Linked DNA regions of Homo sapiens: region 1 is linked to region 2. The links are chromatin loops, found by intact Hi-C in ENCODE. Cell type or tissue: Caco-2. All regions are shown on one strand.

Region 1 (8,000 bases), 64 kb after region 2:
CCAATCGAGGTATGGCCCAGAGACCACGTTTATTAGAAGCACTTGGGAACGTTGTTAAAAATGCAGACTCTAGATACCTATTCTAGACCCGTGGTATCTCTGAGGGTAGAGTCCATAAGTATGCATTTGTGAAATGCTTCCCAGGTGATTATGATGCAACTGAATATTTGAGAACCAGCACTCCACAGTTTGGTGTGTAAAAGAAGTAACGACCCTGGAAACTGATGACCTAATAGATCTGGCTCCACAACTAATTTCCTGTGTGACTTTGGGCAAATCAATTAATTTCTCTGGACCTCAGTTTTCTCATCTGCAAAAAGGGACAAGTCTCTTCTTTTCATCCTCCCAAAGTTGTATAGATCAAATATAAATGTATGCGAAACTTCTTTAGAGATTATAAAAACACACGTTATTATTAGTAGTAGTAGTATGGGTGGGGTCAGGGAAAACAAACTGAAAAAGGAATGCTGTTGGCAAAGACTGATGGGAAGGGAATCCAGTTTTTTTCTTTTTCCCATCAGAGTCCAGACAATGGATTATAGTACTGTGGAACTTCAAGGTTCTTTCCAAGACACAGCCTCCCTCCCCCTACCTCCATGCTTTTGCAGTTTACTATTAACAGTGAAGAAGGAGGCTTCTCTCTTCCACAATATTTATTTAGGTGAAAAACCTATCTGAGCAGGTTGAGGTCAGCTCCAAGTTGAGATCAATGGCCAACATGGCACTGTCAGTCAGGAAGACATTGGATCTTTCCCCTTCCTTATTAGGGGCAAATGTAATTAAACAATAGTCATCTACATATCAGCAGAGATGGAAAACAATAGATATTTTTGTGCTCATTTAAAGTTAGGCGGCGCCGGCGAGCGCCGCCCGGGAGGCAGCGGCTGGAGGAGCGGACGGGCCCCGCGGGGCCCGAGGGCAAGGAGCAGCCGCATGCCTTGGCCTCCCAAAGTGCCGAGATTGCAGCCTCTGCCCGGCCGCCACCCCGTCTGGGAAGTGAGGAGTGTCTCTGCCTGGCCGCCCATCGTCTGGGATGTGAGGAGCCCCTCTGCCTGGCTGCCCAGTCTGGAAAGTGAGGAGCGTCTCCGCCCGGCCGCCATCCCATCTAGGAAGTGAGGAGCGCCTCTTCCCAGCCACCATCACATCTAGGAAGTGAGGAGCGTCTCTGCCCGGCCGCCCATCGTCTGAGATGTGGGGAGCGCCTCTGCCCCGCCGCCCCATCTGGGATGTAAGGAGCGCCTCTGCCCGGCCGAGACCCCGTCTGGGAGGTGAGGAGCGTCTCTGCCCGGCCGCCCCGTCTGAGAAGTGAGGAGACCCTCTGCCTGGCAACCGCCCCGTCTGAGAAGTGAGGAGCCCCTCCGCCCGGCAGCTGCCCCGTCTGAGAAGTGAGGAGCCTCTCCGCCCAGCAGCCACCCCATCTGGGAAGTGAGGAGCGTCTCCGCCCGGCAGCCACCCCGTCCGGGAGGGAGGTGGGGGGGGGTCAGCCCCCGCCAGGCCAGCCGCCCCATCCGGGAGGGAGGTGGGGGGGTCAGCCCCCTGCCTGGCCAGCCGTGCCGTCCGGGAGGGAGGTGGGGGGGTCAGCCCCCCGCCCGGCCAGCCGCCCCGTCCGGGAGGGAGGTGGGGGGGTCAGCCCCCCGCCTGGCCAGCCGTGCCGTCTGGGAGGGAGGTGGGGGGGTCAGCCCCCCGCCTGGCCAGCCGTGCCGTCCGGGAGGGAGGTGGGGGGGTCAGCCCCCCGCCCGGCCAGCCGCCCCGTCTGGGAGGTGAGGGGCGCCTCTGCCCGGCCGCCCCTACTGGGAAGTGAGGAGCCCCTCTGCCCGGCCAGCCGCCCCGTCCGGGAGGGAGGTGGGGGGGTCGGCCCCCCGCCCGGCCAGCCGCCCCGTCCGGGAGGGAGGTGGGGGGGGGGGGGGTCAGCCCCCCTGCCTGGCCAGCCGCCCCGTCCGGGAGGTGAGGGGCGCCTCTGCCCGGCTGCCCCTACTGGGAAGTGAGGAGCCCCTCTGCCCGGCCAGCCGCTCCGTCCGGGAGGGAGGTGGGGGGGGGTCAGCCCCCCTGCCCGGCCAGCCGCCCAGTCCGGGAGGTGAGGGGCGCCTCTGCCCGGCCGCCCCTACTGGGAAGTGAGGAGCCCCTCTGCCCGGCCACCACCCCGTCTGGGAGGTGTACCCAACAGCTCATTGAGAACGGGCCAGGATGACAATGGCGGCTTTGTGGATTAGAAAGGCGGGAAAGGTGGGGAAAAGATTGAGCAATCGGATGGTTGCCGTGTCTGTGTAGAAAGTAGAAGACATGGGAGACTTTTCATTTTGTTCTGCACTAAGAAAAATTCCTCTGCCTTGGGATCCTGTTGATCTGTGACCTTACCCCCAACCCTGTGCTCTCTGAAACATGTGCTGTGTCCACTCAGGGTTAAATGGATTAAGGGCGGTGCAAGATGTGCTTTGTTAAACAGATGCTTGAAGGCAGCATGCTCGTTAAGAGTCATCACCAATCCCTAATCTCAAGTAATCAGGGACACAAACACTGCGGAAGGCCGCAGGGTCCTCTGCCTAGGAAAACCAGAGACCTTTGTTCACTTGTTTATCTGCTGACCTTCCCTCCACTATTGTCCCATGACCCTGCCAAATCCCCCTCTGTGAGAAACACCCAAGAATTATCAATAAAAAAATAAATTAAAAAAAAAAAAAAAAAAAAAGGCATGCGGATGGTACATGCCACAGGTAGTCATCATAAAAGGCACAGAAAATATTGTTTATTCTTCATGTTTAATAGACTGCTATAACAAAATACATTACCCTGGGTAATTTATAAACAAGAGAAGATTATTGCTTACAGTTCTGAAGGCTGGGAAGTCCCAGATCAAGGCATCAGCAGACTCAGTGTCTGATGGGGTCTCACTCTCTGCTTCATGGATGGCACTTTCTTGCTGCGTCTTCACATGGCTGAAGGGCCAAACAAGCTCCCTCTGCCCTCTTTTATAAGGGCACTAATCCCATTCATGAGGGCTCTGCCCTCATGACCTAATTACCACCTAAAGGCTCTGCCTTCAATTACCACCACGTTGGGGATTAGGTTTCAATATATGAATTTTGGGGGAGACACAAACATTCAGACCATGGCACTTAAAGAGTCCAAACATTTGTTTCTGATATAAATAGAGGGATCTGGTTATTTTCAAGGTGGGTTACCCTACTTAGGCCCCATTAATTCCCCTCTACTCTAGAAAGTTTTAGTCATAGGATTTCATCAAGGTTGTCAACACTCCTACGATTCAAATTGAGTCTAGAGTTTTATCCCAACATCTGGCTTTCAATTTCGGAATGTCTAGGTCATTCCTGCCTCTCAGAAAAGAATGTCTGTCCACTTGTCCATTCCCCGAGTGCTCTAGCTTAGTGCCTTTCCCCTCTGCCATTCTGACTTTCCAACAGGTAAACACAGTTCATGAACTTTAGCTTGCAGAGCAGAGGCTGTACCTGAGGTGACCCCAAAATTCATCCAAATATTCTATCCAAGGGCAGGCAAATGCTACATGGGAAATCACAAAGAGGAGGAAAAAAAGAGAGAGAAGAGACAAAATGAAGCTTTGACAAGCAGCTCAGCTGGGCCAGCCCCTTGGAAGGGAGCCAGCATTGGGAAAGCAGCAGCAGCTCTGGGTTTCACAGTCAGTCTGGAATGCACTTCAATACAGCCCAGCCTCCATCTCGTTAGAGGCCTAGTGTTTGATGATTCAGCTGCTTCCCGGCTGCCAGGAGAGATTTGGCCAACTGTTTGAAAAACACTGTCTGCCCTAGACCACACTTGTTTTTATTCTCTGCCTGTTGTCAGGGGCCTCTTCTGAAATGGAACACCTCAGGAAATCAGACCCAAACTCTGAAGAGTTGATGCTCCCTCTTGTGCCCCTTTTCAAAGGCAATTAAACCAACATAGGGATTGTTTGCAGCAAAGTGCTTTCCTAGTGATGTTGAAAGCAGACAATGTGTTACTAGGAAATGATCTCTCATTAGATCTCCTTTAGATCCAATGAAAAACATGGTGTGCTAGCAGACATATCAAACATTAAAGGCACAGCTGAGATCTGCCATTGCTGAACTCCCCATATATCAATTTGTTCAAAGATGCAGGTTAAAGGGTAATGGAGACAAGCATTCTGGGAAAGGATTGAGCAAGAGCCTCTGCTGTCAGCTGGACTCTTGAACCCTTCTGTTTGCTTCTGAGAAGTCTATTAGAGCTGCAGGCACAACTTTCTAACAAAGAAAGCTGACTCTCGAAGTGGACTGGGCTTCCTCACACAGAAACGAACATTTTACCTTAACATAGCTTAGCAGCTAAGAGGATGATCTTTGGAGTCAGAGTGCCTGAATTTGTAGCCCTGCTCCACCATTCATTAGTTCCGTGAACTTAAGACCTCTCTGTGCCTCACTTTCCTTACTGTAAAATGCGCCCAATAATAGCACCTTCTTTATAGAGTGTGAGATGCAGAGCCTAAAGTTGACATAGGTGAGTGTTTAGAATAGGGTCTACCATATAATAAGCCTTCCACAACAGCATTAACTATAATTATTATTATGCCCCTGAAGGCATTCTAGCTAACACCTCTCTTGTACCGTGTGGCAGAGTGATTGAGAACACAGCTCTTTTAGTAACACAGTCTTAGATTTGAATCACTTCCACCACTTACTAGCTGTTTAGGCTTGGTTAAAGTTACCTAACCTCTGTAAGCCTCAGTTTCTTCATCTGTAAAATGGGGATAATAATTGTACCTATGTCATAGGGCTGTTGTCAAGACTAATAAACTATGTAATAAACTTTAGCCAGGTGTGGTGGCACACACCTATATTCCCAGCTGCTTGGGAGACTGAGGCAGGGGGATTACCTGAGCCCAGGAGTTTGAGGTTGCAGTGAGCTATTATTTCATGCCACTGCACTCCAGCCTGGGTGAGAGTGGGACTCTAATAAGTAAATAAATAAAAATTTAAAATTAAACTATGTAATAGACTATGTAAAATGCTTAATGCAGTGGCTGGTCCATAGTAAGTACTCAATAAATGATAACTGATAATATAATATGCCTAAAATTCCATAGTTCTGGAAACCTCATATCTGTTTTTTCTCCTAGTTTTGCCTCTATGTTCATACTGAATAATAAACATTCAGTGTCTGCCTTTCCTTATTTGCAAAAAAAAAAAAAAAAAAAGCAACAATGTCTTCATTAACTCTTTGCTCAGGAGGAAGCAGAGTTACCCAAGAGGGCAGGAAGTGGAAAATGGGACTCCTGTCTCTTCAACCCTGAGATGCTTCCATGCTCTCAATAGTCACTTGCGCTAATCAGCTGAAAAGGGAACCAACTGGAAGCAAAACCAGAGTAAATTGACAATTACCAAACTCTTTCTTTTTATGAAAATGCTTGGTTATTTGTCAGACTTTTGGTCTATTCAGTATTTCTCAGTGTATTCTTTATTCCTCTTGTATGGTGTGACAACCTGGGTGGGAAGGGTAACAAGGAAGAGAAACAAATCCCTGGCCTTCAAAACCTCTCCTGTTGCTTGGCATGGAAAGTGGGCTTTCCGGAGAAGATAGTGTGACCCTGTTGAAACGAGAAGCCCATCTAAACGGTTGTAATGGCTCTGTACTCCTCTCATGCTCCAGCCTGTTCCTCAGCTGGGAAACATGATTTAGAAAAAATCCACGTTGCCCCCTTTCTCTTGTACTTGCTGTGTGAACATGCAAAAGGTCTCATATTCTCCCTTGTTTTTCAAGCAATACATATATTGAGATTGAAGAGGACAGCATTGCTCTAGCTTTATTCTGGAATACGAAAAGAAACTAGATCCGAATCAACAGATTCTCAGAGAGTGATTTAATGTGTCACTGGAGCACTTATCTCCATAGCATCGTCACTTGACTTTTTGCCCAAATTTACAGAATTGCACATGTAAATCCCTGCGTGGAATACCCTTCATGTGGCTGTGCTTCTGCAAAGTCCACACTAACTCTCTCTTTTCTCTTTGATGCAGTGGCTGGCCCATAGCAAATATCATTGATTTCTAGCATGGTTTCAAAGGAGCTTCCAGAGATTTCCTGATATCTAATTAATTTCACCCTTCTCAGGCTCTTCTCAACTCTCTTGTCCTCATCCCGTCATCTCAGAATTCTTCACCAGAACTGAGAAGGTAGATACACAGATGGTTAGCCCCTTTTGGAAGCCTTGTCTTGCTCTGTACAGACACAGTCATTAGCGAACCACTCTTTTATTAATTTTCAAGAAGGAAAAACATACGCAGATGCCATTTTATATTACTGTTTAAGCATGTTAAAATATTATAAAGTGGGTTCTAGGCATTTTAACAGCAAAAGGCAGTGAAGGATATTTTAATAGTCACTATAAATAGCAGCCCATTGTACTACAATTATTAAGAGTTAATTATTGGGTGCAACAGAATATGGAACAGACTATTGTGCCAGGAAGTGTTCTCCAAGAGTCTATTTTATTTTATTTTTTAAATTTATTTTTAAATTTCAGTAGAGATGGAGTTTCGCCATGTTGCCCAGGCTGGTCTTGAACTCCTGAGCTCAAGCGATCCTCCCACTTCGACCTCCCAAAGTGCTGGGATTACAGGCATGAGCCACTGCAAAAGGCCAAGAGTCAATTTTAAAAACCAATCTGGGGTGCAAAGTAAAAAAGCAAAGCTTGCTGGGCTGTGGTGGAAACCTGTTGGCAATGGTGTAAAATAGAGCAAGGCATATCTGGACAGAGTCTTCATGGATGGTCACACTTTGTCCACGTAGGGCGAGAGAAGACAAAGAAATTGGTTCTCGAAGGTAAAGTGTTCTCTCTCTCAGCTCTGTAGGCCCAAAACCTTGAGAGTCCACTTACCCATGGATGATTGAGCCTCAGAATGGCTTATACTATTCCTAATCTGAACTGCACCAAAATCTAAGCCTGAACACCCTGTTTTCTGCACAGGCCCCATCTCCTTGGTCAGGAAGTCCATTTAGAGAAACAACATACTGTCTAGATTTTATATTGTGGTATAATTAAATGACATGAAGTCAGAATAGACCAGGTGCAGTGGCTCACACCTGTAATCCCAGCACTTTGCGAGACTGAAGCTGGTGGATCGCTTGAGCCCAGGAGTTCGAGATCAGCCTGGGCAACATAGTGAAACCTTGTCTCTACAAAAAAAATACAAAAATTAACTGGTCGTGGTGGCACACACCTGTAGTCCTAGCTACTTGCGAGGCTGAAGTGGGAGGATCGATTGAGCTCGGGAGGTGGAGGTTGCAGTGAGCTGAGGTCCCCCTACTGCACCCTAGCCCAAGTGACAGAGTGAGAACCTGTCTCAAAAAAAAAAAAAAAAAAAAATCAGAATAATGGAACTAAGAGGTCTTTTCATCTTCCTAATGGAACAACCTCTACCACCTAAATATTTTTTGTCAGACTTCTGCCCAGTTATCAGAAGTCAGAACATCCTCTCTCTGGGAATGCAGAAGATAATGTAAACAGACATATAGTAACCATATTTGCTACTTTCTCTGACGACAATGTTGATTTTAGGAAAAAAGTCAACAAAACACTGAACAAAGCCCTGAAATTTTCCACAATGATGCATCAAAAATCTTTTGACTCTGCAAATTCTCTTTTAAAAGTTAAAGTTTCCCTTGTTTTCTTCAGGTGCCCTAGTCAGGATGGGGCTGACCCTAGTCCCTTTGGGAAGAGCTCCCAAGTGCCACTAATGTCTCTATAATGCCTACAAAGTCCTATTCCCTCTAAGCAAAAAGGGATCCTTTTTTATTTTTTAACTCGATTCCTGCCTCAACTTGAGAAGTACACAAAGATCAAAGGACTAGTTGGGTCTTGTGAGAAAGCGACAGCTTTATAAGGGGGAGTTGGAAGTGTCTCGGTGCTGGATATGCAATAGTTCTTTGACTTTTGCTGGACTGGGCCACATTACTAATTCCTTTTCTAAGCCATTTCTACCCTAATCACACATTATTCACCACTCCCTTCT
Region 2 (8,000 bases):
AAGACCCATCAGTGTTTTTAAAGTATCTCCAATGGTTATAACATACAGGCAAGGTGAGAACCAGTGCTATAGCACTGCTACGGTCTGACTATACGTATCCCCACCACAGTCATATGTTGAAGCCCAATCACCAATGTGATGGTGTTAGGAGATGGAGCCTTTGGGAGATTATTAGGTCATGAGAAGAGAGCCCTCATGAATGGGATTAGTGCACTTATAAAAGACAACCCCAGAGAACTGCCTTTCGTCCTTCAGCACGTGAGGACACAGCGAGAAGGTGCCATCTACAAACCAGAGGGCAGGCCCTCTCCAGACACCACATCTATCAATTCTTTGATCTTGGACTCCCCAGACTCCAGAAATATGAGAAATACATTTCTTTTGTGTGTAAGCCATCCAGTTTATGGCATTTTGTTATAGTAGTGTGAACTAAGGCAAGCATGATGCTTTCCTTTTCTTAATTGTGGATGTGGCTGGGCTTCCGAAGAGATGGAACAATTATTCACTGCCTAGATAATGTCTAGGTTGCTTGACTGAAGGATTTTAAGGGAGGCTCTGCTCCCCCTCCCCATCACATATTACATTCACCAAAATACACCATTGAAGATCAACAATATTCCTGTGGAGACATAATAGAAACAGCAGGCAGGAGCAGAAAATAAACACTTACATTTTTGAAAGATTTTCTGTCTTCAAGAGGTCCTGATTAAGCTGTTTGGAAAGGCCCACCTTGCCGTATATTTGTGTCTGTCCTGCAAAATGAAAAACTACATGAGGATGAACATTATAATAACAAAGCCTTATCATGGGCAGGCCTGATACCTGAAGTAAAGGTGCTTTTATAGTAGACTGAATGAAACCAAGGCCCTGAGGGAATGAAGTAAGCAGCTGGGGTTGGGAAATCCCAGAGGAAGACAACAGGGGAGCAACCAAAAGACTCACCTACCTCACAAGGGTTCCTCCAGGGGAGACTTGGAAATGAGGTCAGGCCTCATACAAGCACAATATAAAAGATCTGGCTGCTTTTCTGGAGGAGCTTGTATGGCCAATTATTCCTAGTGTAAACTAAAATTCTAAGTACCCAAACTGACTGAATTGGCCATCTCTCAGCCAATAGGATTCCAGAGTAACCTTGAAAAGTGAGTTCTAATGCTGGATAAGCACAGTGGCTCTCATCTGTAATCCTAGCACTTTGGGAGGCTGAGGGAGGAGGATTGTTTGAGCCCAGGAGGTTGAGGCTGCAGCAAGCCATTATTGCACCACTGCACTCCAGTCTGGGAGCAAGATACTGACTCAACAAAAAAGAAGAAAGGAAGAAAAAGAAAGAAAGAAAGGAAGAAAAAGAAAGAAAGAGAGAGAGAAAGAAAGAAGAAAAAAGAAAACAGAAAGAAGAAAGAGAGATAAAATAAAGAGAAAAGGGAGAGAGAGAGAGCGAGAGAGAGAAAGAAAGTGAATTCTTAGCCATGACGGAATGGGGAGTCAGATATGCCTCATTATTCTCCCTCCCTCCCTCCCTCCCTAACCACAATTAGACTTTCTTCCCTAAGGGTTTAACGGTAACCAGCCTTTTCAAAAGACTGTACCACTGATATGAACCAACCTCCTGATGCTGACCCTCCTTTTTTTGCGTAAGAGAGCACTGACCACGGAGTGGTCTGACCAGTCTATGAAGGATGTGCAGCAAGGGTTTTCATGTCTCCCACTTCACCTTTTGATGTCAGAAAGCCAAAAACTCTACCCTCAGATCATGCTAACACCACCATTTTTTTGTACACAGGACCCATGAAGGGGCATGAAGCTCAGTTATATATGTGCAGTTCTCCTTTCATAAATATTCATGACTCCTCCTATAGCTTATTGAATATGTATATTCAGCCACCCTGCTCAGCATAAATTCCTGTTCCTTTTGCTCCTCCCTTAAAGCATCTGTTTCTAGCTTCTGGCAGGAGGCTCTGCTTCCCAGCCTGTCAGAATGGCCACCCTGCAGGCTACAACCCTTTATGAGAAATAAAGCTCTCTTTTCCAAATTTGTGAACTTCATCATTCTTCAATTGACACTAGGTAGCTTACTTGTGGGTGTCAAACTAGATTTGTATGTGCCTCACCTTCTACCTCTTCAATAGCATTAGAGTTAGTGGAACTGAAATAGGAAAAGGAGGGCTCCAAAAACTTCAACCCCTGAAGCAAAATAAACTCATATTGCCTTGTCTGGGCCATAAAGTATGACAAGAAACAGTTTCCCACTCTTCGCCTCGCAGATTCAATAAGGTCTGAGTAGTGACCGGAGTCAGGGATTCTGCTTTGCACCACACAGATTACACCACTGAGAAGATCACTCTGAATTATAAGGCCATCTCCAAACTATCTTCCCCCGGAATTGCCAAGGTGCCTAAAGTTCTGCCATGAAAACTTTCAAGTAATAAAACTGGTTGGGTATTAAAGAAGATTTTCATTAACTCAGATTGGTAACGCCTTAGGCTAGGAATTCCTAGCCAGAAAACAATACCCTGGCTTCACTTTCTAGGTCTTCATGCTGGTTGCTTCTGTCATGCCTCACTATTTTCTACTTTCTGGGTTCTCCCTTCCTTTCTTCTGACTCTTGACTCTCCTCTCCTTATTTTCCTCTCTCTCTCTCTCTCTCACACACACACACACAGACACACACACAATGCATGCACACACAACTCTTAGAAACTCATGGCTTAAGCCTTATCAGCCAAGACCTTGTCAGTGATTAATTGACAGCTAACTGAGGGCGAGATCAATATTGAGGAAGAGAGAGCAGATACTATCAAAGAAAAACTATTTAGGAGATAGAACTGAATGACATTTACTATATATATCCTGGGCCACTGATTTTTCCAATGGAAGGGACAGGTTAGGAATCAAGAGTTACATGTACAAATAAAGATCAGCCAGGCAGCCATGTATATAATCTTTGGTTTCAAAAACAAAGCCTTTTAATTGAATTTCTTGTCAGGGAGAGTGTGGTGTGGAGGGTCACCTGGAGTATATCATGTAATAGAGCTGTTCCATACTCTTTACCCAAGGGGAAACAATCAGATTTCAGAAATACCATTGAGTTGTGTGTGCTGTGAGGCTAAAGGAAAATTCCATTTTTATCATCTCTGAATGATAAAGCTCCACATTCCTAAAATAGTTAGCTTAAAGCAGCAAAAGTCTAAACTGTTCTCAAATTCATAAGTAAACTTGGAAACATATATAGAATCGTTTGAGCATTTTGATGGATTTGCAGCTATGCAAGATATAATTCAGGAAGAGTTAAAAAAACAAAATTTGGACTTGAAAACCTTTCACCTTTATGAGAATCTTACTGATAACATTAGAACAGGTATGTCATAAAATGTGGTGTTTTTGTTTTTCTAGAACAGAAAAAACTATGGAATCTGAGGAAGATAACTTTGGAATATTGGTAGTTTCAAGGAATGTAAAGTGTAGCATAAACAGTTGTGGTACTGGAGCAAGACATGGGGGGAAGACCAACTTCATATCTCACCCGAAATAATTCATTTGGTTTCATTGGTTTTTATCAGGAATGTTGGCTAGTAAGCATGCTGAGAGTGAGGATTTAGAGAAAAAATGTGCTGTGTCTATAGAGAGCAAAATGCTGAGTGGGTTTGATTCAAAATTCACCACAGGCCAGGAAAAAGATTTTGCAAAACTCTGGCCCCTGTTGCTCATACATGGCCTTGGCTGTGTGTAAGCCTCACATTCAGTAGCTGCATTTGATTTTCAAAGAGCAGGGTCATTTTCTCAGCCTACACTTCTCATTAAGTTCCAAACACTTCCTTAGGATATGAAACCTCCCCCTTCTCTTTCACCACTCCTAGTAAGGCCAGCTTGTTCAGACAATACTGAAAGGGGCTGCTCTTTGGTGCTCAGACAGGATGTTCCATTGATATATCTTGCAGGGACATCCCATAAGCATTCGTTTGTTGGTGTCTCATACAAACATGAACTGTTCCTACTCAGACTGAATTAAATGTTTTATATAAAAACTGTCTGATGTTTTCAGCATTTGCTCCAGAAGAATTTAGCAATTACTTAGTCTGTGCAAGGTTCTGGGCTAAGCCCTGGAAGGAGAAGAGGGGTGCAGGAAGAGATGAAGCTCGAGGAACTGCTGAAGACAGAAAGATGAACAAGCTGTACCACTTATCTTTAATAATAATAGTGAATACGTATTGAACAGTTACTCTGTGCCAAGCACTGCGCTAAAGTCTTTACATGAATTAGGTAATTTAAACTTTACAACGCTACTATACTGCCTTTTGTAAATCAGGAAACTGAAATTCAGAGAGGTTAAGCCCAAAGTCACACAGCTAGTGATGGGATCAAGGTTTGAGCCTGATCTTTTTGATCCCAGAGCCACCATATGCAACTGCCATCCTCTCATGCCTTCAAAGATTCAGAATCTGGTAGGAAAAAGAAATATCTAAATGATCTCTAATAAAAGGAACAATATGGTACGTGCCACAAAAGATATAGGCAAACTGCTATGGGAGTGCAGATGAAGGTGTATTTAATATCTGGGAAGGCCTCATGGAGGGAGTAAAAATTGAACTGAGCCTTAAATGACAAGTGGGATTTTGGTAGATGGAGATGAGGGAAAGGGTATTTCAGGTAAAGGAGCTAAATCACAGAGTGACAAGTATAGTATAACTGGAGCATTGCATGTATCACAGAATAAGGAGTCGCAATGAAAAGGCTGTAAAGATCGCTACCCCATTGCTGTGTACCTTGAACACTAAGCAAAGACATCAGGATTTTATTCCTTCTTTAATAGGCAATGGAAAGTCAATCATGGTTTTTGTGCAGGCAAGTGATATGATCAGATCCGTGATTTCGAAGGAGAATTTCAGTGGCAGCTTCAATCATGAAAAGGTCAGAGGTCAACTATCAGTTGTGTGACTAGGGATATTGTCTAGATGAGGGATGGGCAAGAGCCTGAATGAAGGTGTTTCCACAGGGAATGAAAAAGAAGGGATAACCTGAGACAATTTCACAGTAGGTAATTACAGGAACTGGTAACTGAGTATGAGAGACAGAAATGATCTGAAGTGGATGTTAACATTTCTAGCCTGATTGATAAGGCAGATTATTGTGCCCCTTACTGAGAAATTAGGCATAGGACAAAGAGTAAACTTGGGACAGGGAGAGTTAGTCATGTCTGAACCTCAAGAAAAAGGCCAGAATGTAGATTTGAGACTCATCCAGAGAGAAAATATAGTCGAAAGAGGATGAAACTAGCCAGGGAAAATAGTATTAAATAAGAGAACATTTTCTGCTTCAGGCAATAGGATAGGTGTGTAGGGAAACCCTTCCAAAAAAAGAGTGCCTGAAAAGCTGGATAGAATATTTAAAATGTTTTTAAAGTGGAGCTGAGCTGAAGATAAGTAAGGAAAACAATCAGAGGCCAGACAATAAAGCCTGGTTTTCTAAAGGTAATCCAGCCAAGGTTTGTCTTGGAAGTATCTGCTTATCCCTGGTGGCCTAGAGTCAGTATTAAAGGACTGTGTGGCAGGACCAAAACAGGCTGTAAAGCCTGGCACCCACGCAAGGCAGTCAAGCCGATTGGAGAGTCTATCATAAAGCTAAAATCCTCTAACAGTGACTACCTCAGTGAGTGGCCTAGAAAATACCCTATCTCTACATAAAAGATACTTATCTGTCCAGGGATGAGGCAGAAGAGTGTGGGGAAAAATTATTTCCTCTGAGAATTCCCAACCACATACTCACACTCAAGCAGTTTTAGGAGCAGAATTCTATTCCTGTGTCTTCGAAACCATCATTCAGAAAAGTTAGTTTATGGTGGTCCTTGGTTAATAGCACCCCTAGGCACACCGTAGTAGCAAATTAAAATTTCTGCTAGAAGAATGGTTAAGTGGCCTCAAAGAATTCCCACAGATAAAATTCCAAAGAACATGAGCTCACAATGAAACAAAATCATGAAATCTACAAAGAAACAAACCGTTTTGAATGACAGTCTGCAGAAACAGAGCCACAAAGGCTCAGAAAGATAAGAATGATCCAATATTGAATAGAAAATAAGGATGTTCAATATGCTAAAATAAATAAAAGGGAATTTAAAGATGATTACAAAATAAGAAACTGTGAAAACTGAGCAGGAAGATTTTTTTAAAAAAGAGACCAAAATGGATGTGAGAAGTGGAAAATATAATTTAAGTACAAAATAAAATCTCCTTGGATGGGTTAAACAGAGAGCTGAAGACAATTCGTGAGTTGGAAAATAGGTCAAATGGTATTTCCCAGTAAGAAGCACAAAGCTATGAAATAAAATTCTGAAAGAGGCTAAAAGACATTGAGGATTGCATTAAGAAAAGTCTCAAATATATCTAAGTGAAGTTTCAGAAGGCAAGAGTAGAAAGAATGTAAAAGGAGTAATATATTTATGGAGATAAAGTTTTAACAATTTTTTTGGTATTTAATATAAATGAAAAGAAGAGGGGGAAGGACAGTACCTTGAAGAATACCAATACTTGTAAAGGTAGTTGCGGGAAAGAAGACTTAGCAAAGAAAACTGAAAATGACTTACTAGGGAGAAGATAGAAGAGCCAAGAGAATCCAGTGTCATGAAAGCAAAGAGTAAGCATGTTTCAAGAAGGCCAATGTCAATAATTATAAATGTTGCAGACAAGTCAAGAAGGATGACAATCAGCAATCACTTACTGAGTAGTGTCTACTATGTGTCAGGCATAGTGCTAGGTGGACACAAAGATGGATAATATGTGATTCCTGTACTCAAAGTTATGGGAGAAATGTAAATAACATATTACAATCTAATCTAATTAAGGCTATAATAGGCATGAACAGAGTGCTCTATGAGCAGAGAGAAAGAGGCTTTCTTCCTGTGTAAGGATCGTTCTTTCTAATGAGCTCTTCTCAGCTGTTTATCTCATGGGATTTTTTTTTTTAGAATTCTGAATATGCATTTATCTTTCATCGAAACATCATCTTTAAACACACTGTCAGCTCTATCTCCCTCTTTATCTGCATCATTTTGGGGCATGTAATATTCAATAAGATTCTGGTGTCTAGTATGAGCTTGAATGGCAGATCTTTAAGTAATATTTATGTGCCTGTTCTCAGAGTCTGGGCCAAATAGTACAGACTTGCTTCCCCTTTCCATTTGCCCTGCCCTCAGCTTAGTTCAGGATCTCACCACATTCACCTAGGTCTTCGATAGCCTCCATATTTTAGCTCTGATCATAACATTCCCAGCTCAAACTTTCATTCATCTTAATATAGCCCCGTTCATAGCACTATGACTTCATAGTGGAGACATTAAATAAATATAAATATTGAAATGAAAGAATGCTCAATCTAAAAATAAGCAGAAGGAAATATCCCATTGTCATGTGAATAATTTGATTTTCCAAATCAATTAAAGAAGATGTCATTTGAAGGCATATGTTATCAATTTGTTTGCTTGCATTCTGCCCAACTTCATTCCAAAAAATACAGTAGTCAGTGGTTAAATGTGTGTGTGTGTGTGTGTGTGTGTGTGTGTAAAGTTATGTTCATATTGCAAGTTTATATTTAATTCAACAAAGATTTGCTGAATGTCTACTATGTGTGTCTCTGCAACTTATTGGAGAAGTACAAAGATGTATTCAATACCAATAAGAGCCATTATACATATATATGTACGTATTATATATACATATATGTATACGTGTATACATATACACGTATATGTATACATACATATGTATAATATATACATATATATTATATAAACGTATATATGTATATATGTGTGTATATATGTATATATTTATATATGTATATACGTATATACGTATACGTATATACGTATATACGTATATATGTATACGTATATACGTATATACGTATATATGTATATATGTGTATACATATACATATGTATGTATATGTATACACACATATATATACACATATGTATATATGTATATGTATACACATATATGTATACATGT

What was found. Hi-C counts contacts between places; a loop is a spot of excess contacts. Peaks named below come from ENCODE experiments on the same cell type or tissue, not always from the same donor. Only the 100,000 strongest peaks of a DNase experiment are listed, where the experiment ranks them.
Region 1: a loop joins it to region 2, with 4 times the contacts of the local background. A loop is called at or near these places in 3 of 110 quality-filtered maps.

The regions. Positions count from the first base shown.
Region 1 is chrX:115,341,170-115,349,169 of GRCh38, reverse strand. LOC107985681 (a long non-coding RNA gene) reads right to left here and starts at 5,662. Exons shown (of 3, transcript XR_001755944.2): 1 at 2,825-5,662. RefSeq lists an enhancer at 3,604-4,103. In Caco-2, no CTCF peak of the experiment used is centred here; DNase peaks (open chromatin) are centred at 3,659 and 4,169.
Region 2 is chrX:115,404,813-115,412,812 of GRCh38, reverse strand. No RefSeq gene overlaps it. Among named protein-coding and RNA genes, the nearest start is that of LUZP4, 120 kb to the right of the region's middle. In Caco-2, no CTCF peak of the experiment used is centred here; no DNase peak of the experiment used is centred here.